Linked DNA regions of Homo sapiens: region 1 is linked to region 2. Evidence: read pairs that join two places in POLR2A ChIA-PET (ENCODE). Cell type or tissue: HCT116. All regions are shown on one strand. Each heading gives the region's core, and the rest is flanking DNA. Links, peaks and the distances in the headings are about the cores only.

Region 1 (10,804 bases), core at 2,869-7,868, 250 kb after region 2:
TTGCCTTCTGCCATGATGGTGGGGCTTCTGCAGTCATGTAAAACTGTAAGTCCTTTAAACCTCTCTCCTTTGTAAATTGCCCAGTCTTGGGTATGTCTTTATCAGCAGTGTGAAAACTGACTAATATGGTAAATTGGTACCAGTAAAGTGGGAACTGCTAAAAAGATACCCAAAATTGTGGTAGTGACTTTGGAACTAAGTAACAGGCAGAGGTTGAAACAGTTTGGAGGGCTCAGAAGAAGACAGGAAAATGTGGGAAAGTTTGGAACTTCCTAGAGATTGTTGAATGGCTTTGCCCAAAATGCTGATAGCAATATGGAAAATAAAGTATAGGCTGAGGTGGTCTCAGACGGAAAAGAGGAACTTGTTGGGAACTGGAGCAAAGGTGATTCTAGTTATGTTTTAGAAAAGACACTGACAGCATTTTGGCTCTGTCCTGGAGATTTGTGAAACTTTGAACTTGAGAGAGATGGTTTAGGGTATCTGGCGGAGGAATTTTTCTTTTCTTTTTTTTTTTTTTTTAATTGAGGTGGAGTATTGCTCTGTCACACATGCTGAAGTGCAGTGGCACAATCACAGCTCACTGCAACCTCCGCCTCCCAGATTCAAGTGATTCTCCTGCCTCGGCCTCCCAAGTAGCTGGGGTTACAGGCACATGCTGCCGTACCATGCTAATTTTTTGTATTTTAGTAGAGATGGGATTTCACTATGTTGCCCAGGCTGGTCTTAAACTCCTGAGCTCAGGCAATCTACATACCTCAGCCTCCCAAAATGCTGGGATTACAGGCATGAGCCTCCATGCCTGACTTGGCAGGAGAAGTTTTTAAGCAGCAAAACATTCAAGATGTGACTTGGGTGCTGATAAATGCTTTCAGTTTTATAAGGGAAGCAGAGCAGAAAAGTTCAGAAAATTTGCAGCCTGACAATGTGATAGAAAAGAAAATCCCATTTTTAGAGGAGAAATTCAAGCCAGCTGCAGAAATTTGCATAAGTAACAAGGAGCTGAATGCTAATCCCCAAGACCATGGGAGAAATATCTCCAGGACATCTCAGAGGTCTTCACAGAAGCCGCTTCCATCACAGGCCCAGAGGCCTAGGAGGGAAAAGTGGTTTCATGGGCCAGGCCCAGGGTCCCCATGCTGTTTGCAGTCTAGGGACTTGGTGCCCTGCATCCCAGTTGTTCAAGCCATGACTAAAAGAGGCAAAAGTACAGCTTGGACCACGGCTTCAGAGAGTGCAAGCCTCAAGCCTTGGCAGCTTCCAAGTGGTGTGGAGCCTGCAGGAGCACAGAAGTCAAGAATTGGGATTTGGGAACCTCTGCTTAGATTTCAGAAGATTTATGGAAATGCCTGGGGGTCCAGACAGAAGTTTGCTGCAAGGGTGGGGCCCTCATGGAGAATGCCTGCTGGGCAGTGCAGAAGGGAAATGTGGGGTTGGAGCTCCCACACAGAATCCCTCTGGGGCACTGCCTAGTGTAGCTGTGAGAAGACAGTCACTGTCCTTCAGACCCCATAATGGTAGATCCACTGACAGCTTGCATGGTGCACCCAGAAAAGCCACAGACACTCAGCGCTAGCCTTTGAAAGCAGCCAGGAGGGAGGCTGCACCCTGCGTAACCACAGGGTTGAAGCTGCCCAAGACCATGGGAACTAAGCTCTTGCATCAGCATGAGCTGTATATGAGACAAGGAGTCAAAGGAGATCATTTTGGAGCCTAAAGATCTGATAGCCCCACCAGATTTTGGACTTTCATGGGGCCTGAAACCTCTTTGTTTTGGCCATTATCTCCCATTTAGAATGGCTGTGTTTCCCCACACCTGTATCCCCATTTTATCTATGAAGTAAGTAACTTGCTTTTGATTTTACTGGCTCATAGGCAGAAGGGACTTGCCTTATCTCAGATGAGAGACATTGGACTGTGGACTTTTGAGTTAATGCTGAAATGAGTTAAGATTTGGGGAACTGTTGGGAAGGCATGATTAGTTTTGAAATGTGAGGACATGAGATTTGGGAGGGGCCAGGGGCAGAATAATATGAATTGGCTGTGTCCCCACCCAAATCTCATCTTGAATTTTGAGAGGGACCCAGTGGGAGGTAATTGAATCATGGGGACAGGTCTTTCCCATTCTGTTCCTGTGATAGTGAATAAGTCTCACGAGATCTGATGGTTTTATAAGGGAAGTTTCCCTGCACAAGTTCTCTCCTGCCTGTTGCCATCCATGTAAGACGTAACTTGCTCCTCTTTACCTTTCACCATGATTGTCAGGCTTCCCCAGCCACGTGGAACTGTAAGTCCATTAAACCTCTTTCTTTTGTAAATTGCCCAGTCTCAGGTATGTCTTTATCAGCAGTGTAAAAATGTACTAATACAAATCTTTATTATTTATTTTGTATTTCTAGCATTTATGTAATAAAATTATCACAATCAGGTCACTTTTGTACTTAGACTCAAAGTATTAGAAAAAAATCTTGAAATTTATATACCTAAGAAACATTTTTTTTACTGTAAGCATATATAGAAGATTTGTGATTATGTTTTGAAAACTTTTATTTTACATATGTATGTATGTATGTATGTATGTTTTATAGATATTATATTTGAGGCTGGTCTCAAACTCCTGGTCTCAAGTGATCCCCCCACCTTGGCCTCTCAAAGTGCTGGGATTAAAAGCAGGAACCTTCCCTCTCTGCCTGAACATTTTAAAATAAGTATTTCTAACTATAGATTCTGAATCACTAAAGGGACCTTGAGAGTCTCATAGACCTAATTATAATCACCCTGAAGAGATAGTTTTCTTGTTTTTTAGATTTTCAGGGAAAAAATTTACAAATTGCCTTTATTTATTTGTGCTAATACTCTTGGATGGCATAAAATTCTTGTATACACACAAAAATGTCTTTGTTCTTCGAGTTGAGGCCAGTTACTTTTTTCTGTTCTCAGAGACAACTAAGAGTTATTAATCACTAACCTTCATAATATTGTCCTTCAAATAAAGGTGATTATGAGATCATTATTTTTATGATGGAATAAATAATACTAATTTCTACTTCTATCCCCATAAAAATCTGAAGAACTCATAAGAATTGTCAATAGACATATTAGAAACCTTCCAACTTCACTAGTCATTGAAGTATAGTAAATTACACTGAAAGCAAGATGTCTGTTTTCACTATCAAAATGGCCACCCCTCTTCTTTTTTTGCACATTCACAGTCAATGCTGATAAAGATGTAGTAAATACCCTTGAACCTCTGAGGTGGGAAGTATGATATTATTGTGCAACCTTTCTAGTAAGCAATTTCTTTAAAGTTATTCATCATTGTCTCTGGTTCCACTTCCAGGGATATGAGTTGTCTTACATCAGCTTCCATAACACTTACATTTTCTTAAGTGCATGTTTGACTTAAATTAGAAATCAAGCCTGAGAAGAGATTTGGTTGTAATAATTTATTGACTCTTTTGACTTTTTAATTATGGCCATTCTTCAAGAGTAAGGTGGCATCTCATTGTGGACTTAATTTTCATCTGGATGTGGTGAAACGGGAACAATTTACACTGCTGGTGGGAATGTGTAAACTAATACAACCACTAGGGAAAACAATATGGAGATTCCTTAAAGAACTAAAAGTAGAACTATCACTCGATCCAGCAATCCCACTACTGGGTATCTACCCAAAGGAAAAAAAGTCATTATATGAAAAAGACACATGCACACAAATGTTTATAGCAGCACAATTCGCAATTGCAAATATGGAACCAACTTAACTGCCCATCAACGAACGAGTGGATGAAGAACATGTGGTATATATACACCATGAAATACTACTTAGCCATAAAAAGGAATAAACTAATGTCTTTTGCAGCAACTTGGATGGACCTCAAGACCATTATTCTAACTGAAGTAACTCAGGAACGGAAAACCAAATATCATATGTTCTCACTTACAAATGGGAGCAAAGTTATAAGGATGCAAATGCATAAGAATGATATAATGGACTTCGAGGACTTAGATGCGGAAGGGTGGGAGGGGATTGAGGGATAAAAGACTACATATAGAGTACAGTGTACACTGGTCGGGTGACAGGTACACCAAAATCTCAGAAATCACCACGAAAGAACATCCATGTGTCCAAAACCCACGTGTACCCCCCAAAAATTTGAAATAAAAATATAAATTAGTTATAAAATAATACTAATAATTTATTGACTCAATGTAGGAAGAGAAACAGTATGGGAATAGAGAAAGAGCCAAAAGGGGGTAAAGATTCATCTAAGGTAAAGTCTGTACCTGGCGCTCCTGAGATGCCATCTTAGCTGCCAGTACCAGGAGCTGGGGAAGGGCTAAAGTTGAACATTAGGAACCAACACTCATATTTACGGGGAGATGGGCACATTGGCCCAATAAAGAGGATTCAGTCAGTATACCAAAACAGATCTACCGCATAGTTTTGGAAATAATCACAAATGTGTACTTAAGATTTTGTGTATAGATGGTCACTACACTGTTAACACTAATTAAAAATTGGTTTTTGGTTCTTATATTGTTTTTTCTTTTAAGTAGTACAACTTTTTTAGTTCAGTAGTATAAGATCTCTATTAATTTGGAATAAAGGATAAATGGAAGAAAAAAATATGAAAACAAGATAGACTTTCATCTCACAAATTTAGTTATTAAGCTGATATTTTTAAATTAAATTGCTAATATATTAAATTACACAAAAACGAAGAATTTAATATGTCTCATATTTGTGTTGTTTTGTATCAGAGCCAGACACACAATTTGAATGACCCAGTGCAAAATGAAAATGTGAAACCCCTTGTTAACAATTATTAAGAATTTCAAAACAGCAACAGCAGAGCCATAAACCATGATGACCTTTTAACTGTGGGGACTGTTTAACTGCACAGATCATATGCCCACAAAATCTGTCCTGCCCTGGGAGCAGACTACAATTTTAAATGGAGAGGATTTCAATTTTGATATATTGCCATGTGCTGGTGATGATTTCTTATGTTAGATAAGTACCTGCATATACAATAAACCCTTTAGATTCTAAATTTGTGGCAGTTTCCCATTTCATTTATTTATTAAATGAGAAGATAATAAATTTAATATTGTAATAAAAGATACGTTTGGAGAATAAATAACTTATAAACTTATATTTAAAAGATATCCACAATTTTTAAAAGTTGAAATATTTTTGGAATGTATACATACAGAATTTATGCTTCTTTACCCTGCAACAATAAAATACAACATTCCAACTCAAAAAAATATATAAAAGGATGGCATAGGGAGCAAGAAAGTGTTTTCTGAAATTAAGATGTTTATCAGTTCTCGATCCATGAATAACATAATCAATGACTAACCATAAAAAATAAGAAAAACTTCAGACAGTTTGTATAAGTCAACAGGAGAAACTCAAAAAACGTGGGGAAAGAAATATGCTGGGCTGTGTTTTATCAGCACAAGAGCAATGAGTCATTTAGGGGATGCTGGAATCTCTTGAGTAAGATCCACTTGACAAAGCATTTATGCCATCTGATGTCACTGTGACTCATGACGAAACTATTATTTTTGAAAACTGGCTTGTTTTCTTTAGCATGAATCACTAACTTGAGTTTTTAAAAATATGTTCATCTTCTAGCCACAGTAGAAACAAAATTAATTTTGAGGAAGGTGAGAATCGAGTAGCCAGGGTGCTTATAGTCTCAAGTCAGGTACCAGGAAGGAAAAGCTCTACTGAGTTCACACATAAAAGGTAGCTGCCGATTGTAGACAATTTTGCCTCCTCTGGCTCCATTCTCTAACAGAGTCTATATTTTTCCACCACCCAATACCTATCGATTTATAACATTAAGCCAGAAAACAAAAAGCCATCCTTCCCCTATAAGACGAGTAATAAGCATTGATAAAATCATTTCATGGATAGAAATTTTGTTAAAAGTTTAGCATTGTGACATTTTAGTCCATCTGCAATTTTCTACTATTTATTCTGAAACTGTCTGTAGACCCAGTTTTGATTCTATTTAATCGTTATGGAATTGTTCCACTCAAATACATAAGGCTGCACACACATACACACACACACACACACCATGCTATTTATACAATTACATTAAGGGATTCCACTTATGTTGAAAATAACAGTGTTACTGTTAACTTGTGTCTTCTTATGTATAACAGATGGTTTACATGTTGTTTTTTAAAGAGTAGATTTGATATAAAGGTAGCTATGAGACTGTACAACTCCCTCTGTGAGTACTGTTGATTTTGATGAATTGGTTCTTTTTTCTCCCAAATGACAATATGTTCAAACAGCTGTTGAACATTCAACCAACAACTATTAGGGTGACCCTACCCTCTGAGGATGTATCATCTTATTCTGAAAATATTCATTCATCTTTTTGGGTTCTCACATCATAATGAATGCATCTGTTATAAATTAATATTATAAAATTAATATTTGTGGAATTATAAGGGCTTCTACCTCTATAGTAAAGATATGTATTTTTAACTTTTTGAAGACTATATGCTACAAGAAAGGATAGTTTCATGAAAATATTGAGTAAAGTTAGGAAATGAATAGTTATGAATGCAAAAACATTAGCTAAACTATTTTCTGAGCTTTTACAATGTATTAGTAGTTTTATATATATGAGTTCATTTTATTTTCTTAAAAACTCCTATGAAGTCAGCACCATTGATATCTCTATTTTAAGGATGAGGAATCTGAGGCTTGAATAATTTTAGTAACTTTTCCAAAGTCCCATAGCTTGAAAGTGAAGGAGAAAAGATTTGACTTTAGGCCTCAGCACCTACGGACTTATGTATTACATTATTATGTAATTCAGAGCCCCCTTTAGTTATTAATTCATATTTTAAACATTTATTATATTGGCCTGTGATGTAGACAGGTATGCTAGAAGCATATTAGAAAATGGTTTGCACATAGTATGTTTTATTGCATCATGTGAGTCCTCACGAGCATTGCAGAAATTTCATATAGGAAGCAACAGCACTAAATTTTATTATCATCTTAACAAAAATTTAACTTGAAATTTTTATAGAAAGCTAAATCTGATAGGCATCCATTGAATGGATAAAGGACATCTATTCCAATTATGGAAATTAAGGGACAAAATAAAGACAGAGAGAAAATACTTCAGTATTTTTACCAAAATGCAGGTTAGCATTTCACTTTTTTGTTGGCTTAAGTCTCTTCTACCTCCATATATAAGTTGCACTTTGAAGACAAGTATACTAATGTTCTTGTGTTATGTTCTCAGTGTCTACCTCAGTATTTGACATGTGGTTAATTTACAGTAAATACATACAAAGCAGGGAGGCAGAGAATGATATTGTTTGGCTGTGTCCCCACCCAAATCTCATCTTGAATTGTAGCTCCTGTAATTCCCACGTGTTGTGGGAGGGACCCGGTGGGAGATAATTGAATCATGAGGGTGGTTTCCTCCATACTGTTCCTGTGGTAGTGAATAGGTCTCACAAAATCTGATGATTTTATAAGGGGAAACTCCTTTCACTTGGCTCTTCATTTGCTCTTTGCCTGCCACCATGTAAGACATACCTTTCGCCTTCCACCATGACTGTGAGGCCTTCCCAGCCATGCAGAACTGTGAGTCCATTAAACCTCTTTTTCTTTATAAATTACCCAGTCTCCAGTATGTCTTTATCAGTAGTGTGAAAATGGAATAATACAGAGAAGGAGTGAGGAAAGAGGTGGAAGGGAAAAAGGAAGGAAGGAAGGAAGGAAGGAAGGAAGGAAGGAAGGAAAGAATTAAAGTAGGAAGGAAGAAAGGGTAGAAGAAAGATGTAACGAGAATAAGAGAGAAATTATTTAAGAAGATATTAAAACAATAATAGCTATTATATGAGGAGTTAGAAAAAGAGGGCTTTAACCATAAATGAACAGAAACTTTTCTTAAGTTCACTTCATAACATACAGCATATTTGAGAAATAATTAGAAGTTGTGATAATTTCACCATGTCACATGGAAACTTATCTCGTTATGTTTAATTCAAACTTTGTATAATTATATATAATTCCTAAATAGCCCTTTACTTTTAAAAGTGGGTAATGATATAACAATAAAACTAATTTATTCAGGCATGTTTATCCCCACACAAAATCTTTTAAACAAGTTTTCAAGAATCTGAATTTCAGTTATAACAGCTGTCTTTTCTATTACTTAAACATACTTTGTAATTTTTTTCTTAAAGTAAACTACCATACCAAGAAAACAGAAACAAAAAAGCAAGCATGCTAATTTGTACACTTAGAAATTAAAGTAGAAGCTATTCTTGGAGAGGGAGTGGCAGTAGCTGATGGGTGAGGAGCATAAGGGAAGATTCTGGCTGTTGGTTATGCTCTGTTTCTTGATCTGGGTGCTGATTATATTATTGTTTGGTGTTTGTGCAAACTACCAAGCTGTATGTTTTTCTGTATGTATATTATACTTGAGTAAAAAGTTTAAACTTTTAGAGAGTCAATCTTGCTCCATGTTGTGGTTTGTGCAAACATCAAGGCATAATCACAGAACAAAAAAATTTAAGACCCAAGCTTCAATCGCAAAGCTGACAGATTTCTACACTTAGGCTCTTAAGCATTATTCTTGTGCTCTTTTCTTGTCCTAAGCAATATTTACTGTACACACAGCTAAGGAAGTCTACTCCTTTTACTCTGTCACTATAATATGCTTTAGCTAGACTTATTTGATGTCTTAGATCAGCATCAGTTTTAGATTATTATTCTGTGTATGAATGGTTAAAGTTTAGTAATCATGTTACCTAAATTTCAAAAGGGAAAATATTGGGCTTTTACAAAAATGTACTTTCAAATCAAGTAGTTTTGTTGTGTTTCTGAAAAGGAAAGAGCAAACAAAACTAGAAATTGTGCTACTGAAAAGGAAAGAGCAAACAAAACTAGAAATTGTGCTATTATTTGCTTCAATTTATCCACCTGAGATTAGTTAATCTACTCATAATGTAAGATGTGTTGTTTCAGGCAGATAACTATATAATATGTTGGTATGTTGTATTTTGTTTGTTACTATTGTGAAAAATAGTCCCACTGGTTTTCCAAAAGATACAGTAAACTGCCCACTAATTGCCAAAGGTGTTTATAAACCATCAGTCATCCCATACAGGAGGTACATATAAACATTAAACAGGACAAACTATTAATTTACTATTAATTAAAACTACTGAATTTGTGCCAAATTAATTCAAATAAACATAAAAATTAAGAAATAAACCATTTTGGTGGACAACAGTGCAATTTTAGTTTATATATTAACTACTGCCTCTGCTTCATATGTTGGCCCTACCTAATATTATCTTTTTTTATTCCTTTTGGTGGTGTTCATTAATCTTTGAAAGCAAACATGAAAAAATATAAATCATCTCATTTAGTATCTTGCCCTTGCAAAAAAGATAGTAACTTTAAAATGAAAAGCAGTAAAAGGGTAAATGTACTGGCATGCTGGATCTATTCAGCTCTTCAATTCCTTTCCCTTCTGAAAAATGAAGGGGGTAAACTCATTGAGAAGTTATTAATAGTTTGCCAATTGATTCATATGTCATTGCACTATACAAAATTTGTAGAAAGGAGAAAAATGGCTTTAATATATTTGAATGCTCTGTGCAACAAATGTCCTATTCCTCTGATAAGTGGTAGCTGTCAACTGATGACAGATACATGCCTTATAATAGGGAGATGCCAGTTACCAAGTGAAAGATAATGTTTCATATATTTGAAAGTTAAGTTGAGATGGGGATAAGACACTAGTTTACCTAGACTTCCACTGTAAACAAAAGTATGCTAGTTTTGGGAGAGTTCGGGTATTCCCTGCCCTTGAAATATGCAGTTGATTCTTCCTACCTCCTAGCACTATATACTATAATCTAAGCTGTTGTCATTGTAGTAGTGATAGATTTGCTCTAATAATGAAAATGAATTTGCTTTAACCCAATCATGGTTTCTCATGGTTTGTGACAACCTGCAATTGAAACTGACCTCAGAATGGGAAAAAATAATCAAATGTTGTGCTCTTTTTTTGGCCAAAGGACTTCCTCTGCCTTAGAGCACAATTTTTTTAAAAAACAGACATCAAGAAGAAAACTTGTAATTATAATTATTACAAAAAAAAAAGCTCAGAAAGACAAATTTGAAGCAAATATAACAAATTACAACAAACTACACAGAGTTCATTCTTAAACACCTTATATAAGAATATAAATTCAATAAAATTTGAAAAAATAGAAATATCATGTCAATAATTTAAAACATTGATACTACAAGAGAAAGCAAGAATTTTGTATTAAAACTTAGTTTTCCCTCACCTTTAGTCCTAACCCCTTTGTTCCTTTTCCATGACTAACAGTTCTGATATTATTTCCTTTCTGAATTGTAGGTTGCCTTGCAATTATCTTCAAAATTTGAAGAAGTAGATTATGCTGTCAGAAATACATAGCATATTTTGTTAGTCTTGATTAGTGATTTTTTCCTGATAAGTATTTCAAAAGCCTAAAATGCTAAGTTGTGAGGTTTTCTGAGAGAAAATAAAAACTCATCTCTTGGAAAGTCATTACTTTATAAATTGTTTTTATTCAAACAATGGAAGATAACATAAAAATCAGCTGAAACATGAAATAAGAGGAAAAAAGTGCAAGAAATAAACACTCAAGGTGAGCCTCAACAAATCCATAACTTAATGGAAACCTAATTTTACATACTTATATATGTATGGGTAGCATGAATATTTTGATGATTTTGCAGTGTCTA
Region 2 (10,804 bases), core at 3,589-8,588:
AGTTTTCAGTAGAAACACAACCATATTTCTATAAATATTGTTTATTAAGTTGTTCTATTCCTGAAACATTCTATTTATGTAAATATTCTGGACTAATAAGGGAAAACTTCACCTAGTTTAAGCAATTTGGTGAGAACTCATTCAGCTATGAGTAAAAGAAACTTAGAAGTAGGAAGGGGGTAATTTTTTTCATGCTTCAATATATCCAGTAGCAAGTAAGCTAGACCAGCATGGTGACTCAAAGATGACATTGAGAACTTGACTCTCTCAATCTTGCAGCTCCGCTATTTACACTCTTTGGCTTTTGTCTGGTCTTCATGTTTGCCTCTTGTTGACAGGAGGGACAAGTCTCCTCCAGCATCATGTATGCAATATAGGCAAGAATGGGAATTTGGCAGCAATAATAAGATAATTATTCTTATGTCGGGAAAACACATTTCCCCAGAAATTATGGGGACTTTTGCTTACTAGATTCTTGCAAGAACTTTATCTATAACTGTAAGGACTGTGGGTATATGCAGCTTTTAAGCTATGAGTATCAACTCTCCATATCAAATTTGTCCCACAAATATACTCACACTTGCCATGCACCAGGATTAGATTCTTATTATCTACTTTATTATTTCTCAAGTTACCACGAGCCACAAAAAGAAGCTGGCATGGCCAAACACATTAGGGCATTACTTACATGACTTATATGATGATGTTTTCAAAGAGCCAATAAAAGGCTCAGAAAACTATAAAGGAAAAAAATAAAAAGTTGTTATTTTCCTACAATTTTTTCCAGAAAAGAAACTAAGTTTTGGTAAAATGCCTACAATTAGAGCACAGAGCTACTAATCTTTAGGAGAAAATCAGACAATTATTGATATGTCATAATTTATATGCAATTATTACATCCTTTTTTTTTAAGACAGGGTCTCACCCTGTTGTCCAGGCTGGAATGCAGTGGCATGATCACCACTCACTGCAGCCTTGACTTTCTGGGTTCAAGCAATTCTCCCACCTCAGCCTTTCAAGTAGCTGGAACTACAGGTGCAAACTGCTACACCTGATTAATTTTTGTATTTTTTGTAGAGATGGGTTTTGCCATGTTGCCCAGGCTAGTCTTGAACTCCTGAGATCAAGAAATCCACCTGCCTCAGCCTCCCAAAATGCTGAGATTACAAGCATGAGTCACTGTGGCTGGCCTCATATATGTAACTATATAAAAACATGAAGATTGATAGGTAGATAGACAGACAGACACATTGCTACACAAAAGCCAGAAAGATTGTATTTGCACATCAGTTCAAACATAGATTTTATATATCAGCAATGAAATTAATAAAATATTTATTGAATACCTACTGGTTTGGGCACTGGAGTAGTAAGCAAAGAGCAAATTCAATGATATGGGGAAAAATTTAATAACAGCGATAGCAGTTTGGTTTTCCAAAATCACAAATTCAGAAAAATATAAACTTTCTGAAGTTTGAAGACATTCATATGAAATCTGTGTAAATTCAAGGTCCAAAATTGAGATATTTAATCCAACAAATTTTATGTTGTTTCTTTCTCTTAACATTATTTTGTCTATTCCCTCTTTTCTCCTAATACATTTTTTCTTACATATTACTAGATGAATTAATAATGCAAAGAGGCTGGTGCTGCTTTTAAGTTGATCACTAAGTCATTTTATTATCTTAATTTTAGAACATTTTCAAGTTACCTGCTTGCATTGATTGTGAATCCTTTTATTTATTATTTAATTTAGGATGCCCTTGTATCATTTTAAAACCTCTATGAGTTTAGGAAAAAATGTGGGTAGTGGTGTTAGTAAATGTGTTTGAATGAAAAGAAATTAGTTTCTGTTCTATTCCAGTATCAAATAATTCAGCAATATATGCAGGATTTCCTTCAAAGGTATGTTCCAAGTATTCAGCACAATTCTCTGTCTTTCCAAAAGGCAATGGGTGTATATACTAATAAATTAATTAAATCACTCCTTATGTGGGGAACATCTATTTGAGGAAAGTTTTTGCTCCTCTAGATGAGGTTGACCCTAGTTCAGTTTCTATTGCCAAATATATGTCCTTGTTAAAACAGGAAGTTTTAATTCTTTCATTTTATGTTATAGAAAAGTGGTGCTTTTTAAACTTCTATTTCTGAAAATACAGAAATTAAAAATAATTTAAAAAGGAAACTCTTTCTTCACAGAGCCAATGAAGCCTTTCTAAGCATAATTCTCTGCAACTAAAACTTGAAGAAAAGAACTTGGTGATAAGCAAAAACACAGAAGTCCCACATTTACATCTTAATGGACTCTCTTAATATGTGTTCAAATAAAGTTACAGAAACAATAATGTTAAATTAGACAATATGCAAGTAAAGTCAAATATTAATTTTGTAGGCAAAAATGTGGGATAACTTTGCAAATTATTTTATAAGTGGTATTTTTCAATGTTTAGATTATTAATATCTAGTTTCTAAACAGCCAGGTGTGTTCCTACCATTATTCGCAAGGTCTGGTGTGGTTCTTTCATTCAGTACCCTGTCAAAAAAGACAATTTTCAAGACAAGATTTATAACAAACGCTTCTAATGTTCAGAAAAAAATAGAGTATTACTTGAACTGATAAATCTTCTTAAATATTAAAGAATATGATACATCTACTATTAAGCACTAGGAGAATTTAATGTAAGAAAAATATGCTTAAAAATTACGATTAGCATGAGAAAGTGTTTTAATATATCCTTCCTATTCCTCATTCTTCTCATTAAGGTAATTACAAATAAACGTTTGTTTTATTTAATTTATTGAGGATATATTTCACTAGGCTGGAAGACAAATGCTGAAGCCAAATTAACCAAGCTGCCAGAATGTTAGCAAGGCAATATCTATTGTTTTTAACATCGTCGTCATCATCATCATCATCATGATGTTACAGAGAAATAAGGATAAAATCTGATAAAAAAAATTTGGGCAGCGGAAGAGCCACATAATCAACGTTAGTTATCGCATAATCTTTATTAAAATGAGTAACAGAGAACTTAAATAAACTACAGTCATGTGGATAGTAAATGGCAGCCTGGCATTCAGATCTATGTGTTTCAAAAACCATCCTTGTAAACATGATCATATTACTGCCTGGAGCTAAATGATTCAGTTTATCTAAAGGAGGACTTACCAAAATCTAGCATCTAGAGTTGGAGAGATCTCCCTTTGGCATTGAGTTCTGATATTTTAAGAGTTTTTTCATTATAGAATATAATCTGATAAAGTAAGAGATCATAAACTAGAGGCAGATTTTAATCTATTTTTTAAATTTTGGCTCAGGATATGTCGACTTTAGCTACTTCTCTTTAACCCTTTTAGCAAAGAAAGCCTGAAAAGGGGGCAAATTTATCTATATAATCAGGAGATACTGGTAGGAAACTTGAGAAAATTAGGTTGTCCCAGCTAAAAATGTACATTTTAAAAGATGCATGACATAAAACTTATAGAAATCTTGCATTATGAGCTCTCTATCTTACATCCTGTCAGGAAGGGCTATCAGAAACTTCACCACTACCTGGTAGAATAATGTTTTCCAAAATGAATCTAATGATATGCACTCAACTAGCTTTGAAAGACACCCCCAGGGAGCATTTTCAAAAGCCGGACTCCTGGATCTTCTTCCTGAATAATTGAGCTGAAATCTCAGATGGTCCAGGACGTCCCTATTTCAAGCAGCTTAAGTGATTATGACAGTTATCCAGTTGAGAATCCACTGTTCTTGAATACATAAATACTTTTTCTAGTATATTGTACATTCAGACAAGATTTATTTTATTTTTTCCTTTGTGTCATTGAATTTAATATATCATCCTTTTTATTATAATAGAATTAATTTAATAACTAGTCAACTACTTAACCTGCTATAGTGCTTTCTTACTCCATTCAGGCATATTATTTTTCATTATTTAACTTTCATTACTTGCTTTTCCAAAGCACATAACATACAGAATTAGTGGGAGGCAGAATGCAAATTAATACCCAATCCTATTTACCTAGTAAAAAATACATATAAATGAGGATTAAAACAATATTTTAAAAATAATAGACTTTTTAATTGTCTCAGTGTAAATGCTTGATTTTATTTATGAATAGATTTATTCAGCTTAGCCATACCATAATCTAGGTGGAAAGACAATGTTATTTCTGGTTTACTGTTGTCTCTTTGCTTTCAGGTCATGATAAAAAGAATATATATGCTGGAGACTTTTTCATGTGGGAAGTTATTTTCAATATAGTTTAGCTGAAATGTCATCTTAGTTTTAAAGGGAAAGAAAATAGCATGTTAATTTATTGAGCAAGAGAGACTTCTAGTCACAGACTTTAGACTCTAGAGGCTGTGGCTTGTAATGAAGCTGTCAGCAGTTGCTACTATGCCTACCCACTAAATAAATGATGGCATTTCTAGGAAAATCAAAACATATTGCTTTAGTAGAACCTTGTTAAGAAAAACAAAATAATAATAAATAAAATCACAAGTTTTTTTTCTTTCACCTCTCTCTAACTTCATGTGCTTCAGTATGGAATAATCCATGTAAATAAATGGGAATTTTTATTTTTATAAAATACTTTTAAAGACAATTTTTTAATTTGATAATTTTTAAGAACTCAAGATTAAAAGTCAGAGAATCATAAATTAAAACTTTTTTGTCAATACAAAACAAAAAGTAAAACTAAAAGACAAATCACTACCAACAGCAAATAATACAAAATAACTCATAAATCTCTGAATCAACTATTACCTTTAAAGGTGACAATATGTCATTAGCACCTAAAGTATTTTAGCAGCTACCTTAAATTTATTTTAGAAGAAAATAAAAAAATACTTAAAATCATTACAGACAATAAAACTAAGCCATGCCTGATTTTTAAAAATTTTTATGTTGTTCTACATCTCCATCAAGTTGTCTAGCCTTCACTGGCTCAGATGCCTAAGTTGTCTGTATAAGGATTTCCACACCTTCTCTAAAGTTCTCAAAAGTGCAATCAGCCTTTTCTTTGGTAATGTCAGATTCCTACCTGGTTTCTCAGTTCTCAGTATGGTATTATCCTGAATCTACCTCAGCTATGTTCCTTTGGGCTGTATTTGCATTTAATATTTATTCACAGGGACAGTCATAATTCTCCATTTGGAAGAATGGAACAAGAATGTAGAAAACAATTATATGCTGGGTGCACTATGTGTGCTAGCCACTATATTACATGTTTTCACATGAACTCAGTTTACTCCTCACAATTCTGAAAGACCGTATTAAGAGAATGAAGAAGAAACATAAGCAGTTATAACCTATGCACATGGAATGAATATCACAGTTTGCTTTTAAATTGAGTAAATTATTTTTAAACGAGTAAATGATAATTATCTCACAAAATTACTAATTTCAGCAAGGCATTTTTTTCTGTTTTTGCAAAAGATATTTATATGAACATTTATTATAATGTATACTATACTTTTAGGATTATGAACACCAATGCCAGGTTAATCACATTTGACTCCAGTTTTAGAGATAGTAATGCAAGAAAGGGTGAGGTAAGTTTTTGGATGCCATTTCCAGTGACTTTATTTTTTTTTTACTTTTGTAAAAGTAATTTTTCATCATTTCCATAGGCTCATCACTACACTCGCTTCCTAGAGAAGAAGTCTAATGAGAAGGCATTTTGAGAATTTATGCCAATTCTCTTATGTGTATATGCTTATGAATCATGTAGGTATAACTGTAGTAATAGAACATGTATATTATAATACATATACAAAATATAAGTTTTCAAAAGACGAGATAAAGTTTAATGTAAAAAACATTAATAAACATAGCTTTATGCTATCTTTATTAGCATAACATGTTTCTAAAATGGGCTCCAAAATTCCTGCTCCTGGTGTGACACACTGTATAACTCTCTTATCTTGAGTGTGGGCAGAATCTGTGAATAGAATGGCAATATCACTCCCATGATAAGGTTCAAATCAGTTGACTTGGACTTAACCAAGAGGGAGCCTATATTGGGTGGGTGTCAGGGAGACTCCCTCTGGTCTAAAGCAGGCATTTGCAGTTTACAACCATGTTGTAAACTGCCTATGGGCCACATAGGAAGGGTCTGCAGGTGGCCACTAGTAGCTGAGAATCGTTACTCACCAATAGCTAGCAAGAAAATGAGAACCTCACTCATGCGGTCATAAGGAAATGAAATCTTCCAACAACCAGTTATCTTAGAAGAGAACCCTAAGTTTCAGATGAGAATTATAAATTATTTATGATCCTGGTAATACGCTGAGAAAAGAAGCCCCCCCAACCTTCCCCGCCCCCACTCACCCACAGCTTTACCCGCCCCGCCCCCCACCCACCCACATGCGCATACATGAAAGCTACAGGGTTCCTGGATCTGAGCAACTTGAGTTAAGGGGAAGTATCCACAATCTTACCTACAGAAACAAACCCCTTTCTTCTTGTCCTCTTTGCTCTACTCTCACCCTAGGACAGCAAGGAAGTTGATGCCTAAAGGGATTAATAATTTCATCTGAATATGAACTAAATTGACACTAACTCTTAATTTGAATAACAACCTATTATTCAATGACTTCCAATGTTAACATTTTTATTTCTTATATTTTATAGTATTCAGACATCTTTAGTAAAGTATTGATGCTGTACTAACTTTGTAGATTTGTAACGCAAGTTCTTCAAACCTAAGAACATTTTGAGGCGTTGGTGTGATGGTGCCCACCCACGCAGACACTTAAAAGGCTGAGGTGGGAGGATTGCTTGAGCCCATGAGTTTGAATACAGCCTGAGCAACATACTGAGACCCCATCTCTAATGAAAACCTCAAAAAGTACAAAAAAAGTTGTGAGTGGTAAAACAGCTGAGTTTGTGTGAAATACACCTGGGCTCCAAATACTTCATCCTCCTGGGGAGAAGTCACAGCAGATGATTAGGCAAACTCTGTGCTATGTTAGGATTAGGTAAACTCCTTCCTATGTTAAGAGTATACTGCCTAATTCAATATCTCAACATTTTGTGGTTATGATTATGAAACCTAGGAAAATGAAGCTAGACCCACATGTAGTAGTTAGGCAAATTGTTGTAAGTAAAACATAAATAAAAGATAGTACTTTATGAATATCACATTAAAACTTATTATTAATAAATGGTATTTCTTCTGGTTGAATTTGTATGGCCTTTTTCTGAAAGACTTCATATTGTTTTAAAGTATTTGTGTCAAATTGCAGGATAGCATGTGTGTGTCTGTATGCATGTGTGTGTCTTTGTGTGTGTCTCCCTTACCTTTAATAATAAATAATAGCATCTTAAAGATGATATATATATATATAGCTGACTCAAGAGTAAGAATATACTGTTAGTTTTTTTCTTCCCTGAGAAATGTTGGTCATAAATAGAGTTTGAGAGCCACTAGTCTAATTCACGACAGTTAAATTTAAATTTATTTTCCATGCCATTTAAAAAAATTAATACTAAATGTCAATAGTAAACAAGGTTATGACAGAAATAGCCCACTTTTTAAATTACACTCCTATGGCAATTATGTCTTATTTTATTCAGGAGGTGAGGGAAACATGTTACCTTAACACAATGCAAGAGTTTTAAAGTCTTGTCATTTTTTAAATGTCAATTCTTGTTTCCTATACTCCTTAAAATATAAATATTTATTATGCTTCATGGCCTTTTCATGTTATAACTCTCTGAAAAATTATAGGTCTCAAAGCCATTCAAGTGTTTATCATGGGAATAGGTATAGATTTGACAAACAGCATAAAATACCTACTTTATATATTTTTAATTATTTTTGCAATAAATTCCAATGTAGGGAAGCCAAATAAAGCAAATTTTTAACAAAATTTACACATCTTCTTTTTTTTTTTTTTTTTTTTGAGACGGAGTCTCGCTCTGTCGCCCAGGTCGGACTGCGGACTGCAGTGGCGCAATCTCGGCTCACTGCAAGCTCCGCTTCCCGGGTTCACGCCATTCTCCTGCCTCAGCCTCCCGAGTAGCTGGGACTACAGGCGCCCGCCACCGCGCCCGGTTAATTTTTTGTATTTTTAGTAGAGACGGGGTTTCACCTTGTTAGCCAGGATGGTCTCGATCTCCTGACCTCATGATCCACCCTCCTCGGCCTCCCAAAGTGCTGGGATTACAGGCGTGAGCCACTGCGCCCGGCCACATCTTCTTACTAATAGTTATATACATACTATAATTGGTCTCAGTGAACAATTCTTTTGGTGGGCTTCTACATTTCAATAGAAAGAAAATCCACAGCAGTATTAATAAAGGCTCATAAAGTGCACTAAGAATTCTAATAGAGACAAAAATGTTCATTATTTGAGAACTTTACAGAATGTAATAAATTTCTTAAAAAATTAAAATATAATCATTAACAGTTTAACAAAATGGGGGTGGTCAGAATTTTAGTTTATAAATGAAATTTATACTGAGAAAGTCAGTTTTGTGCTGTGGTGAATATTTGACCTTCCACTGTCCCTAGAATAAGGTCATATAGCATGAAACTCTATGTCAGAGATTAGCAGGCTTTCTCCTTTATTTCTTTTTGTAACATAAGGGAGCCCTGTACCAGCTGCATGCAGCATTACTTCATGAGTGTATAACTGTATTTAAATCATTTATATATTACATTTTACAAATGTAATAGGGAAATGTGTTCTTTTGCATTCATGGTTAAGAGTTGGAACAGATGGCGAAAAGCTCAGCTTAAACTAATATGGGCATTAAAATAACTGATATTGCATGCATTCCTTGATATAACAGAAGTTTAGTTCACTATAAAATGGGCTTGTAACTTTCTAGAATATATTAAACATAATGTTTCTTTAGCAACAATTTTTTCCACATTAGGAAATTTCCTGTTAGGATGTATCCAGAAGAGTTTTTCAAAGTTAAAGAATGTAGTAATTCCTTTAACAAATATTTACTGAGCACTTATTATTTTCAGGCACTGTGCTTAATATTGAGCTGCTTAAAAAGATGAATAAGACACAGTTCCTGCCTTCAAGATAAGAATATCATCAGATGGAGGAGATGGAGACATTACAAAACATTGACAACACATGGAACGTTTGAAACACCTTTGTATTAGTCATGGTTCTCTAGAAGGACAGAACTAATAGGATAGATGTATATATAAAGGGGAGTTTATTAAGGAGTATTGACTCACACAATCACAAGGTGAAGTCCCACAATAGGATGTCTGCAAGTTGAGGAGCTTGGAAACCAGACTGGGTCCCAAAACCTCAAAAGTAGGGAAGCCAACAGTGCAGCCTTCAGTCTATAGCTGAAGGCCCGAGAGGCCCTGGCAAGCCACTAGTGTAAGTCCAAGAATCCAAAAGCTGAAGAACTTAGAGTCTGATGTTTGAGTGCAAGAAGCAGCCATTATAGGAGAAAGATGAGACCGGAAGACTCAGCATGTATGCGCTTTCCATCTTCTGCCTGCTTTATTCCAGCTGCGCTGGAAGCTGATTACACGGTGTCCACCCATGTTGACAGTGGGTCTGTCTCTCCCAGTCCATTGACTCAAATGTGAATCTCCTTTTTGGTGACACTCTCACGGACACAACCAAGAACAATACTTTCCATCCTTCAATCAAGTTGACACTCAATATTAACCATCACAACCTCCATTTGTAGTGACTGGGTCTGTGGTATTTCCATACCACCCAGAATCTGAGCCTTCAATTCTGGCAATTACAAATTGTCAATGGAGCCTACATCTGGAGCCCAGCCGGGACACCCTGTCCTTTTGTGTAGGGATGGATAGCTGAGAATAAATTAATTTATAACTCATACATTTGCTATATCCTTTCCATCAAATAACAGAAGAGTTAAAGAATTTCTTTAAAAAATCACCATTGAGCAATCATTTGAAAATATAAAAAGACCTTTTCACATAATGAACTACTCTACCAGCTATAGTCTTTTGCTTGGGATCTTATCTTGCATGTAATCATGCCCCAAGAAGACTATTTTAGTCATATCTTTGAACAAATTCTTGCAAGGCCCAAATTCTATTAAATTTTCTATAGTTCTTATATGCATCTCAAATTTCCCATTCCTCTAGGCTTTTCTAATGTGTTATTGCCCTGGCCAAGGACACCTGCAAAGGATCATTCCTAATATCTTTTCGTGTCCTTTATCTTTGTAAACTCCTATTCATGCATCAGAACTTGACTTAAAGATCACTTTTTCAGGGTATATCTTCCCTGACATACAAATTAGGTTAGATTCACCTGAAATATCTTTATTTAAAATTCTTCATTTTAAGAACATTCATTTTTATTTGTTTTAATTCCTTGCTTAACACCCATTATGTGCAGCAAGAAAACAAACACAATAATTAGTACATAATGAATACAGTAGAGATAACTCTAATATAATCTTCCTCTTATATTAATAAAACACTTTCTTACTTTGCTATGTTTTCCTTATATCCATTTCTACTGGGGATATTGTCTAAAATAGTGATAGGTGAAAAAGAACGCAAAACTTAAGATTTAAAATGTATACTAAAAATTCTTTATTTAAATGAATACATTATAGTCTTTCTTGTGATTCACTAGTTATATTTACTTCCTTTTGCTATTTCAGAGGTGTTGCTGTTACTTAAGAAAGCAGCACCACAGAGTTAATGTGTTTTTAATTTAGCCAGCTTTCTTTCTGAGTGCTTTTTAAGTTTGGTTGATAAACCAATCTAGTTTCTTCACAGGTACTGCCATACTGTAAGATAGTACTTCGTGAGGAGTAGC

The links. ChIA-PET counts read pairs that join two places held together with the same protein. Peaks named below come from ENCODE experiments on the same cell type or tissue, not always from the same donor. Only the 100,000 strongest peaks of a DNase experiment are listed, where the experiment ranks them.
Region 1: POLR2A ChIA-PET joins it to region 2 with 5 read pairs; 2 of 35 experiments call an interaction of 5 or more read pairs at or near these places.

The regions. Positions count from the first base shown.
Region 1 is chr12:86,707,023-86,717,826 of GRCh38, forward strand. It overlaps a transcript of MGAT4C not described here. Among named protein-coding and RNA genes, the nearest start is that of MIR3059, 33 kb to the right of the region's middle. In HCT116, for the core only: no CTCF peak of the experiment used is centred there; a DNase peak (open chromatin) is centred at 5,549; H3K4me3 peaks cover 1,083 bases; H3K27ac peaks cover 1,539 bases.
Region 2 is chr12:86,453,336-86,464,139 of GRCh38, forward strand. It overlaps a transcript of MGAT4C not described here. Among named protein-coding and RNA genes, the nearest start is that of MGAT4C, 200 kb to the left of the region's middle. In HCT116, for the core only: no CTCF peak of the experiment used is centred there; no DNase peak of the experiment used is centred there.